2 separate regions of the Mus musculus genome follow, and region 2 is linked to region 1. Evidence: chromatin contacts called from ENCODE POLR2A ChIA-PET data. All regions are on one chromosome and are shown on one strand. Each heading gives the region's core, a stretch centred on a gene start or an enhancer-like site at or near the end of the contact. The rest is flanking DNA. Distances are from core to core; before and after follow the strand shown.

Region 1 (4,568 bases), core at 590-3,089:
TGTAGGTTTGACTACATGTGATAAAATAGGTTCTGTGGCTTGATGAGCTCACACTCTAGGGAGGATCTGGTGTGGTCTCTGTCACACTGATAGCCCAAAAGGTCACCAGGCCAGCCTTCTGGGTGGATGGCGAGTGCTGCTTACCGGTTTGCTCAGCCTTAGCTCTTATAGAACCCAGGATCACCAGCCCAGGAATGGCCCCACCCACAGTGACTGGGGCCTCCCCTGTCAGTCACTAATTAAGAAAACACGCTACAGGTTTACCTACAGCCAGATCTTATGGAGGCATTTTCTTAATTGGGGTTCCTGCCTCCCAGATGAATGACATTAGCTTGTGTCAGATCAGTAAAATTAGCCAGCACGGTGGCCCTGGTTTTTTTTGTTCCCCTTTCCTTTTGTCGTCTCACTAGCTCAGGCTAGCCTCTGCTATGTACCTGTGTAGAGGATGACATTGAACTCTGATTCTTCCTAGTATAAATGTCCCAGTCATCGCAATGGCAAGTTATGTGGTGCTGGGGGTGGAACCCAGGGCTTCGTGTGGTAGAAAACTACTCGGCCCACTGACTATATCCCCAGCTTTCTTTGTTGTTGTTTTTGTTTGTTTGGGTTGTTTGTTTGTTTGTTTTGGTTTTGTTTTTTGAGACAAAGTTGCTCTGTAGTCTAGACTGAACTCTGTCCTCACGTCTTAGCCTCCAAAGTGCTGGGATCGGAGATGGGCACCACCACCTGGCCCAAATCTTTTTCAAATTTAATTGCTGCCCCCTCCCCTTCCTGGCCACCTCTCCCACAATCCCTCCCCACTTCTCCTCTGAGAGGGTAGAGTCCTCCCATCCCCCATCAAGTCTCTCCAGGAACTAGGATTTGACCTGAGGCCCCTGTCAGCTCTCGCCCTTAGCTGGCTCCTAGCTCCCTTTGAAGTGGCTCCCCTGGGAGCGTAGCCCTGTGGAGCGCTACCTACTGGTTTTCATCATAGCTCCACACAGACAGAAGCCGGCCATCTATCCCAGCGGGGAGCTGCTGTCCCCTTCTGCCACTGTTCTCATGGCCCTTTCTGCCTGTTAACCCTGTGGCCTGGAGACGTTAGTCACCAGACAGCCAGGCTCTACAAGTTCAAAAGCAGCTTCCTGGGTCCCTCCCAGGCAGGGGACCATCCCAGGAGGAATCAGTTCTAACACACAGAAAATTAGATTTGAGTTGCCTCGGCTTTCAGAAGTGCTGCTTCTCCTTGCCTGGGACTGGAGAAAAAAAATGCACCCCCTTGAGGCATCTGGGTTCTCCCTGTGACTCAGAGCTCCCCCCCCCCTTCCTCTCTTCTTGCCCACTCTGGTGGCCTGAAGCTGACTTCAGAGACGCCTGCTCCCAGTGGAGGGCTGGGGGTGGGGTGGGGGGCTAATTGGAACCTTTCAGGCTCTGCTATGGAGCCATGTGGTGTCTGGCTCCCACAACATGGGCCAGCTGCCACCTGCACAACGCTCTGGGGTCTGGGCCTGGGTACCAAGAAAGGGGTTTCATAAGACACGCAACCTTTTGCTTGCTGTCCCCACTGCATGGGGCAGGAAGGGAAAGTCTATCTCCCTGTAGTGGCCAGGATGTGCCTGGGTGCCAGAGCCCCAGTGTCTTTGACTCCCCAGTTCTCTCCAGGGGCTCTTGGAGCAGCGAAGGGTGGCTTATTGTTGCGACCTGCACAGCGCTCTGTGTCAGGGCTGGGACAGCTTTGTTCTCCATCCTTTTTTTCTCCTAATGGGAAAGGGGGAGGGTGTGGGGAGCAGGGCTCTGATATAAACAGTTACCAAGGAGACTGAGTGGGGGTGTGTATGTAGAAAGGTTCTCGCCTTCCCTCAGTCCATGGTGTGTGTGTGTGGTGGGGGGGTGTTACCCCAGCCGCAGGGGATCATGGGAGGCTGCAGTCTCAGTTCGGAGTCCTGCTGGAGCTGCCAGATGTTGCAGAGTTCACAGGCTCATGGGGACAGCGGCAGGCAGAGGTGCCGAAGAATTCTGAGAGGACTTCTGGGGTGTCTGGTGGCACTTTCAGAGTCTCTGGGCCCAAGCAGCCTACCCCATCACACTGAGAATGGACAAAAGCGAACTTCCTTTCTGTGGGCTGCCAGCCAGCTGCCGCAGAGCTCAGTGCGGGACCCTTTTTCTTTAATCCCTGCTGGGAACGGGAGCACCATGGGGTGTGCATACTCGTCTCAGCCGCTGGAAGAGCCTGTCCTGCGAAGAAGGTCAGTTTCAGCCCTAGTTCAGATGTGTGGGGAGCTCATGGGCCAGGTTCACATGGCTGCCATCATCACCAAAGGGAGAGGCAGCTCCCTGAGCTAGGGCCAAATGGGCTCCTGTTAGTTAACCCCCTGGGTGGGTGCTACCAGGTCTGCTTCCTGGAGCTGGCTAGGAGTTGTTCCCAGGCAAGAAGGGCTGCCCAGGATAGACATCGTGTGATTGTCCAGCACAGGGTCCTCTGACTCCGTTTGCCCAGAGGCCACTGCCTCTGCTGGGTTCATATGAGTGAGGGCGCAGATGGACAGTCCTTCCTGTCCCCAGGGCAAAGCAGAGCTAATTAAAGGACAGGGTGGGCCTCAGATGTGTTCAGGTGTGGATGGGGAGATGGCTCCGTTAAGTCCTTGCTACACAAGCGGGAGTTTGATCCCCGGAACCTGTATTAAAAAGCTGGGCATTGAGGTAGGCTTCTAATCCCCATGCTAGGAAGGCATGGGGTGGGCAGGTCCCTGGGGCATGGTGTCCAGCCAGCCTAAGCAGCGTGGTGAGCTGCAGGCAAGTGAGAGAGACCTTGTCTGAACAAAGGTGGACAGCACCCGAGGGCCACACACATACACACACACACACACACAAGAAATGCACAGTGTCACGGCCTTTTCTCCCAGGGTCAAGGGTGAGTATTTCCAGGTAAACCTGTCCAGCACCCTCACCTTACCATAGTCAGAGCCAGCTGGCCTGGAGTTTGGCCCTTTCCACCCACAGCAGGACACTAGCCTCAGGGCTGGGCCCTTGGGAGCCTGCTGTTGTAGCTCTTGAGAATGGAGCCCAGCCTTTTGTGTCTCTCTGGCTCTAGCACCTCTGTGGCTTTGTGCCACCTTAGGCTGCTGGGCAATTTCAGATGAAATCACAGACTGGCCCAGATAGCTACTCACTTTCCAAGAAGACCTTTGTCCCCTTGAGTGTCACTCAAGTTCCAGGTGCCTGGCAGGACTCAGGAGATACTGCAGAGTCTAGTTAAAGTAGCTAAGGCCTTCAGGGACTAGGGCTGGGATGCCTGTCACATGCCTATGTGGTGACAGGGCCTAGGTTTGCAGCCAGTTCTGCCTCTGACGTGGCTCTCTTCTCCTGCTGTGATTCCCCTGGGCTCCAGCTCAGGGACAGGACAGGCCCTTGGAAGCCAGAGATGGCACATTCTAGTCCCTACCCTCAGCATCTGGCATGGAGCCCTTGCCTGCCCTGGGTGCTGGGGCTGGAGATGGGATTCCTATGGATACATCTGTCTTTTTGAGAAGAGCCAGGAGCTGGCTTCTCAACCCAGAGGGAGGAGGGAGTGGGAAATGTCCCCAGAGGCTGCTGTCCACCTCTGTCTGCCAGATACTGGGTGGGTGACCTGGACCGGCCATTGCAGGAAAGCCGTGAATTGTGTGTGGAGTGCCAGGCAGCTCCCGTTAAGTTATTAAAGCCAGCCCTCAAGGCAAGCAAACTGAATATGTGGAGGGAAGCGCCACGCGCATGTATGTGCCCTGTTATGACAGTGGCCTTGATGCTAGGGGAGGCAGGGAAAGGTTGCTCTGAGGAAGCTAATGTTGTGTTGAAGGACAGTAGGGGTTGGTAGGAAGGCTCAGAGAAGGCCAGGTCAGGGGTCATCAAGTCTTACAAGTGTAGTGACCTGGCCAGAGAAGTTAAGAGCTGGGTTTTCTTCTAGAATACCTTCTCTCATACCGGTCTCTACTCGGGCTTCCCACTTTTTATTTTCTGAAACGGTTTCTCTGTGTAGCCCTGGCTGTCCTAGAATTCTCTGTAGACCAGGCTGGCTTCGACCTCAGGGATCCGCCTGCCTTTCTGCCTGTGCCTCTCAAGTGCCAGGATTAAAGGTGTGCGCCACCACCGCAGGCGGCCGCCCACTTTTCCCCTGAGTTTGTCTTTGTGTCTGTGTGAGGGTGGCCGCTCATACTCATGCACATGATGTCCAGGTATGCAGAGGTCAGAAGTCACCTCAAGTGCTGGAAACCTTACCAGACTCTGTGTATATATTCTGTGTAAGTATATGCAGCTGTGCGCACATACAGGCTAGAGGTAGCACAGGATGGCCAGCTTGTCGTGGTGTGGGATGCAAACTCTCATCCTCATGACTGGGGATCAAGCCCTCTTCGTTGCTGGGCTATCTCTGCACATGCACAGCCCTCCCCCCCCCCCCATACACCCCGGCCCACATCTCACACTCCTATCCCCTGAGCACACTTGGTTTTCTCCCATTGGATCTCCCATTGGCTCACTGTCTCAGGCTGGAGCTAGAGCACCTTTCAGCTTGGGCCCTGTCTGCCTGAGATGAAGTCAAGGGAAGGAAGGGG
Region 2 (4,568 bases), core at 601-3,100, 53 kb after region 1:
CGTCAGAAAGTTAAACAATTACCAGAGCATATTCTTCAGAGATAAGATCAAGGGCAGTGCTTATCCATATATCCCCACCCCAATAGAAAGCATCTCCTGGAACACAAGGCTACGTCTTCCTGTCTCCTCCTTTCCCTTGCCTCTCCATACTTGGCACTATTGAAGAATCAGCAGCATGGGCCCTGGAGATTGCACTCAGGCTTGGCAGCCCGCTTCTCTGCCCACTGAACCATTACCAGCTCAGACAAGAGGCACTTCCCTCCTCCAGGGCTCCCACTAAGACCCACCCAGTCTTCTGGCAGGTCTGTTTAAGTGGCTCATCCTCTGGAAGGTTCTTTTAACATGACCTCCGTTCCAAGCCCATTTCCCCAGGTTCGCATATCACTTCTCCAAATGTTGCTCAGATGCCCACTAGATTCTGCTCCCCAAAGGCCAGGCAAGAACCGGGGGAGGCATATCCGATTCCAGACGGGGCTGGTAGTACACTTTATCCATCCAGCAAAGAGGTAGAGGCCAGGGAAGAGAGTCGGCCAGCCATCGCCAGCTCTCGTGTGTGGCTATGCTCTTTGGTTCTCGTTTGTTACCACCAGCAGCCTTGCTTTCTCTGTCACTGTCCCCAACCAGACTGAGTCACTGAACTTGCTACCATCCTGCTTCAGCCTCCAGGTCCCTGGGAATACAGGCCTGCTCAAGGACAGCTAGGACACTGAACTTATACTTTATTGCTGGAGAACTTCACATTCATGCCAAGTGTTTTTGAACAAATCCAACCAGTTCCCTCCCTTCCAGTTCCTTCTCTAACCCCCTCCCCAACTTTTTGTTTGCATGGTTGTTATTTTGTTTTTTGGTTTTTTTTTTAACAGAGTTTCATGTTGGCCTCAAACTCACATCAATCCTTCTGCTGCAGCCTCCGGAATATTTTTTATGTGTGTAGCATGCGTTCGAATGTATGTAGGTGCATATATGTGCACGTCTGTATGTGTATGGGTCCTTACTTTTACATTTTTATCATTTTAAATGTTTATTTCTGTGTCTCCGTGGGTACCTGCACACGAATGCCTGCGGCAATGGCTATGCCTGAAGCTAGAGTTTCAGGGGGTTGTGGGCCACCTGCTAGCGTCTCAGGATCGAAGCTCTGCAAGAGCAGCAAGTGCTCTTAACCAGAGTCATCCCTCCAGCTCTGATCCTGAACTTTAGAATAGTTATTATTTTTTTAATCGTGTGTTGTGCGGATTTTAGTAAGAAAGGAAGGAAAAGAAGGGGGGAGCAGGAAAAGCAAGAAGAAGAGTTGCAGAACCGTGCTCCCTGCACTGCTGGAGAGTTTGAGGGGTAGAGACAAGCCCAAAGCCTGAGGCACGGTCACCAAACGTTTCTTCCTCCGTCCCAGACCTAGGATCGCGGTCCTGCACATCGCCTGGTGCCATGACAACGCGAGTACTCGCTCCTCCGAGCGGGTTGTGTGAGAAGCCTGGAACCTCAACAAGGCTCTGTGTAACTTGTCGGAAGGGCGGCTCTGGAGGAAACAGGTGGGGAGATGCTGCCCACCCCGCCCCGGGACGCCCCGGGACCCCAGCCGGCCTCTTCCAGGGGGCAGGAAAGTTGGGCCTGGCTGAGGTCAGGAGCTCCGGGGCCGCCTGACCTGCTGCGCGACTTCTGTCAGGCTCCCCGGCAGGACGTCCGACCGGAGCCCCACCTGGGATAACGGGTACTTCTAACCTAGAGCCTGTCCTCCGGGCGAGCGCTCCAAGAGTCCTTCTAGTACCGGGTTGCTAGGGGCGGTCCCAAGATTCCGCCTAATCCTGGTGACCGTCTGTCCTAGCGCTAGGTCCCGGAAGTGGGCAAAGCTAACGGTGGGGAGGGGCGGGGCAAGGGGCGGGGTAGGAGGCGGGGGAAGGAACGGCCTGATAAAGTGAAGCCGGGCCTCTCTCGCGAGATCTCGGAAGTGGCCGGAGCCCAGAGATGACTTCTTTGGAGCCGGAGAGAATCGTGACGTCAGGCCTCGCTCGCCGGGTCTAGGGCGTGCTAGACAAGGAACCACACGGCCGAGCCTGTCTCGCGAGATTTGGCTCAAGCTTCTTGCGCTTCTCTCGCGAGATCAGGTGGCTCTGGACCGGGCGGCCACTGCGCAGAGTGGAGGTCGTTGGAGTCACTCGTCTTCTTGTAGCTCCTGCCAGTAGCTCCGTGTCCCGCCCGCCCTAGCCATGCTGTCCGCTCTCGCCCGTCCTGCCGGCGCCGCTCTCCGCCGCAGCTTCAGCACTTCGGCCCAGGTACAAGGGGCTGCCTGCCTAGGAAGGAACTCCGGGGGCGGCACACGCGTCCCCGGAGCTCGGCGTTTCTTAACCATCCAAGGCTCACTCTGGACGTCTGGGCCGCCCGGCTCACATCCCGACCAACATGGAAGGGGGACAGAGTCAGTCCAGGTTTCCTCCATAGTCTGCGCTCCACGTAGGTGCAGAAGCCGAGGCTCGCGGTCCGGATGCGAGTTGCATTATATGCAACTTTGCATTGCTTCGACTTAACTGATTTTCTCCTTGAAGCCTCCATGGATGTGAGGCACCAGGAGAGAAATAACGCGGACGTTAACTTCGTAGTGCCGGGGGCTCCGAGGGTGGAGAACGGATCAGGGTCACAGTAGTTTGGGAGATTCGATTGAAATTAGCACAGTCAGTGGCCTTCCCGCCCAGGGATTGCTTGCTTTATGTCCGTTTATGTGGACCAGGCTGGCCTCGAACTCACGGAGTCCAGTCTCTGCCTCAGTACCGGCATTAAAGATGTGCATCAAGCATCGTTTTTCAGAGTGTGTGTGGTGTCATGTGCACATGATTGTACAGAGGCCAGAGAAGGACATCGGTGTCTTGGCCATCACACACTAGACCAGCGAGCGGTTCTCAACCTTGGGATCGAATGACCCTTTCACAGGGGTCCCGTAGCAAATGTTTACATTACGACTCATAACCGTAACAGAATTTCAGTTACGAAGTAGCAATTTTATTTTTAAAAGTAATTTTATGGTTGAAGGGTTCACCTCAACATGAGGAACTGTATTAAAGGGTTGCAGCATTAGGAAGCTTAAGAACCCCTGTTGTAGACTTTATTTATTTATTTATTTATTTATTTATGAGAGTGAGAAGGCCTTTGATGAACCTGCCAGGCAGGGGAACCGGGCTTTGAACTCAGGTCCTTATGCACTTACCCACTGAACCATCTCCTCCACTGGATCTCTTTTGAATTATTCTTGGAGGATCATCCTTGCTTTGGGTAGACTTGGCCTAGGACAGTTACAGCTAAGCTATTTATAGTCAATCTTCTCCTGGGCCAGGGCCTCTTTAACTAGTGCATGTCGGAATCAGTAAAGGAGACCCAGGATCGTGTCAAGAGGGCAGGGTCAGTATTTTTTACAAATCTCTAGCAAAATTGATACAACCAAGGCTTGAGAAACAATTACCATGCTCCGGAGGAGAACTGATCATTCCAGGGAAGTCTACATTTCTTACCATCTAGGTCAGGTCTTCCTGTTTCCCATTCAGTCCATTCATTGAAAAATAAAGATGCAAGGGGCTGGAGAGGTGCTCACAGTTAAAAGTGCTTGCTGATTTTGCAGAGACTAGAGTTTGGTTCCCAGGACCCAAGGCAGGTGACTCCAACCACCAGAGGGTCTGAAGCCTTCTTCTGCCCTCCGTGGGTACCTGCACATAAACACACACACCAAAAAATAATCCAGCTAACATATTACACCCTGGGTGTGGTGATGCATGCTTGTAACCCCAGCCACTCAGGAGTTCCAGACAGGAAGATTAAAAGTTTGAAACCCGCCCCGGTGACTTAGGAGGACTCTGAAAAGAAACTAGCACTAGGGTATACATAGTTCAGTGGTAAACACATGTGAGGCATGCACAAAGCTCTGGGTGCTCAGATACAAAGATGAATGGGAAGTCTGGGGTGGGTCACAGACGAGTTAACCTGAACAGTAGAGTAGGGTTAGCTCAGCAGAGATGGTGAATAATAGTGTGGTTAAGTGCCGTGTGGGGGTGGGGGGGGGTGTGTGTGGAGGATGGAACTCGGGCCATACTCATGCTAAGCGAATATTGTGCCACTGAGGAAGGAAGTTGAGATCTTTTTAGTTGGGGGAAGGGCCGTGTGGGTCTGTGCGTGTGCACATCACAGCACAGTAGCATGCAGAGGACAACTTGCTGGAGTCTGTTTTTTCATCGTGTGGGAAAGATTCGAGATTGAACTCATGTCCTTGAGCTTTTGAAGCAAGTGATTTTACTTGCCTAGCCATCCCACAATCACAGGACCAGCATCAGGAATGTGACATTTCAGTGACAACCAGAAGAAAGCATAGATTATCTGTAGAAAGAATTGCAGGCAGGTGGATGGAGACTGTCCAGCATATGGGGCAGGGAGATGTGGAATAATAAAAGGAGGAATGGAGAGAACCCAGCAAGCCTTGTAAAACCTTAAAAGTGAGGTACCATTTTGAACAGAGCAAGTACTTGGTAGGTAGGGGAGACAGGTAAGGGGTCACTGTGATGTGACTCTGTAGGTATGGTGAAAATCGGTGGAGC

Evidence for each region. ChIA-PET counts read pairs that join two places held with the same protein, here RNA polymerase II (POLR2A).
Region 2: POLR2A ChIA-PET joins it to region 1 with 13 read pairs in Patski. The contact joins the promoter of Styxl1 here to the enhancer-like site in region 1. POLR2A ChIA-PET finds 5 or more read pairs at or near these places in 3 of 5 experiments (Patski and embryonic stem cell).

Annotation. Positions count from the first base shown.
Region 1 is chr5:135,723,817-135,728,384 of GRCm38, forward strand. All of the region lies in intron 2 of Por (P450 (cytochrome) oxidoreductase), which reads left to right. Among named protein-coding and RNA genes, the nearest start is that of Mir7034, 9.8 kb to the right of the region's middle. Within about 2 kb of position 1,840, at least 1 of the 3 ENCODE cell types and tissues checked has a DNase peak (open chromatin) inside an H3K27ac peak, as active enhancers do.
Region 2 is chr5:135,776,535-135,781,102 of GRCm38, forward strand. Styxl1 (serine/threonine/tyrosine interacting-like 1) reads right to left here and starts at 1,851. Exons shown (of 9, transcript NM_029659.4): 1 at 1,717-1,851. Mdh2 (malate dehydrogenase 2, NAD (mitochondrial)) reads left to right here and starts at 2,115. Exons shown (of 9, transcript NM_008617.2): 1 at 2,115-2,267. The coding sequence starts at 2,202. Gm30205 (a long non-coding RNA gene) reads left to right here. Exons shown (of 5, transcript XR_003955810.1): 5 at 1,388-1,450.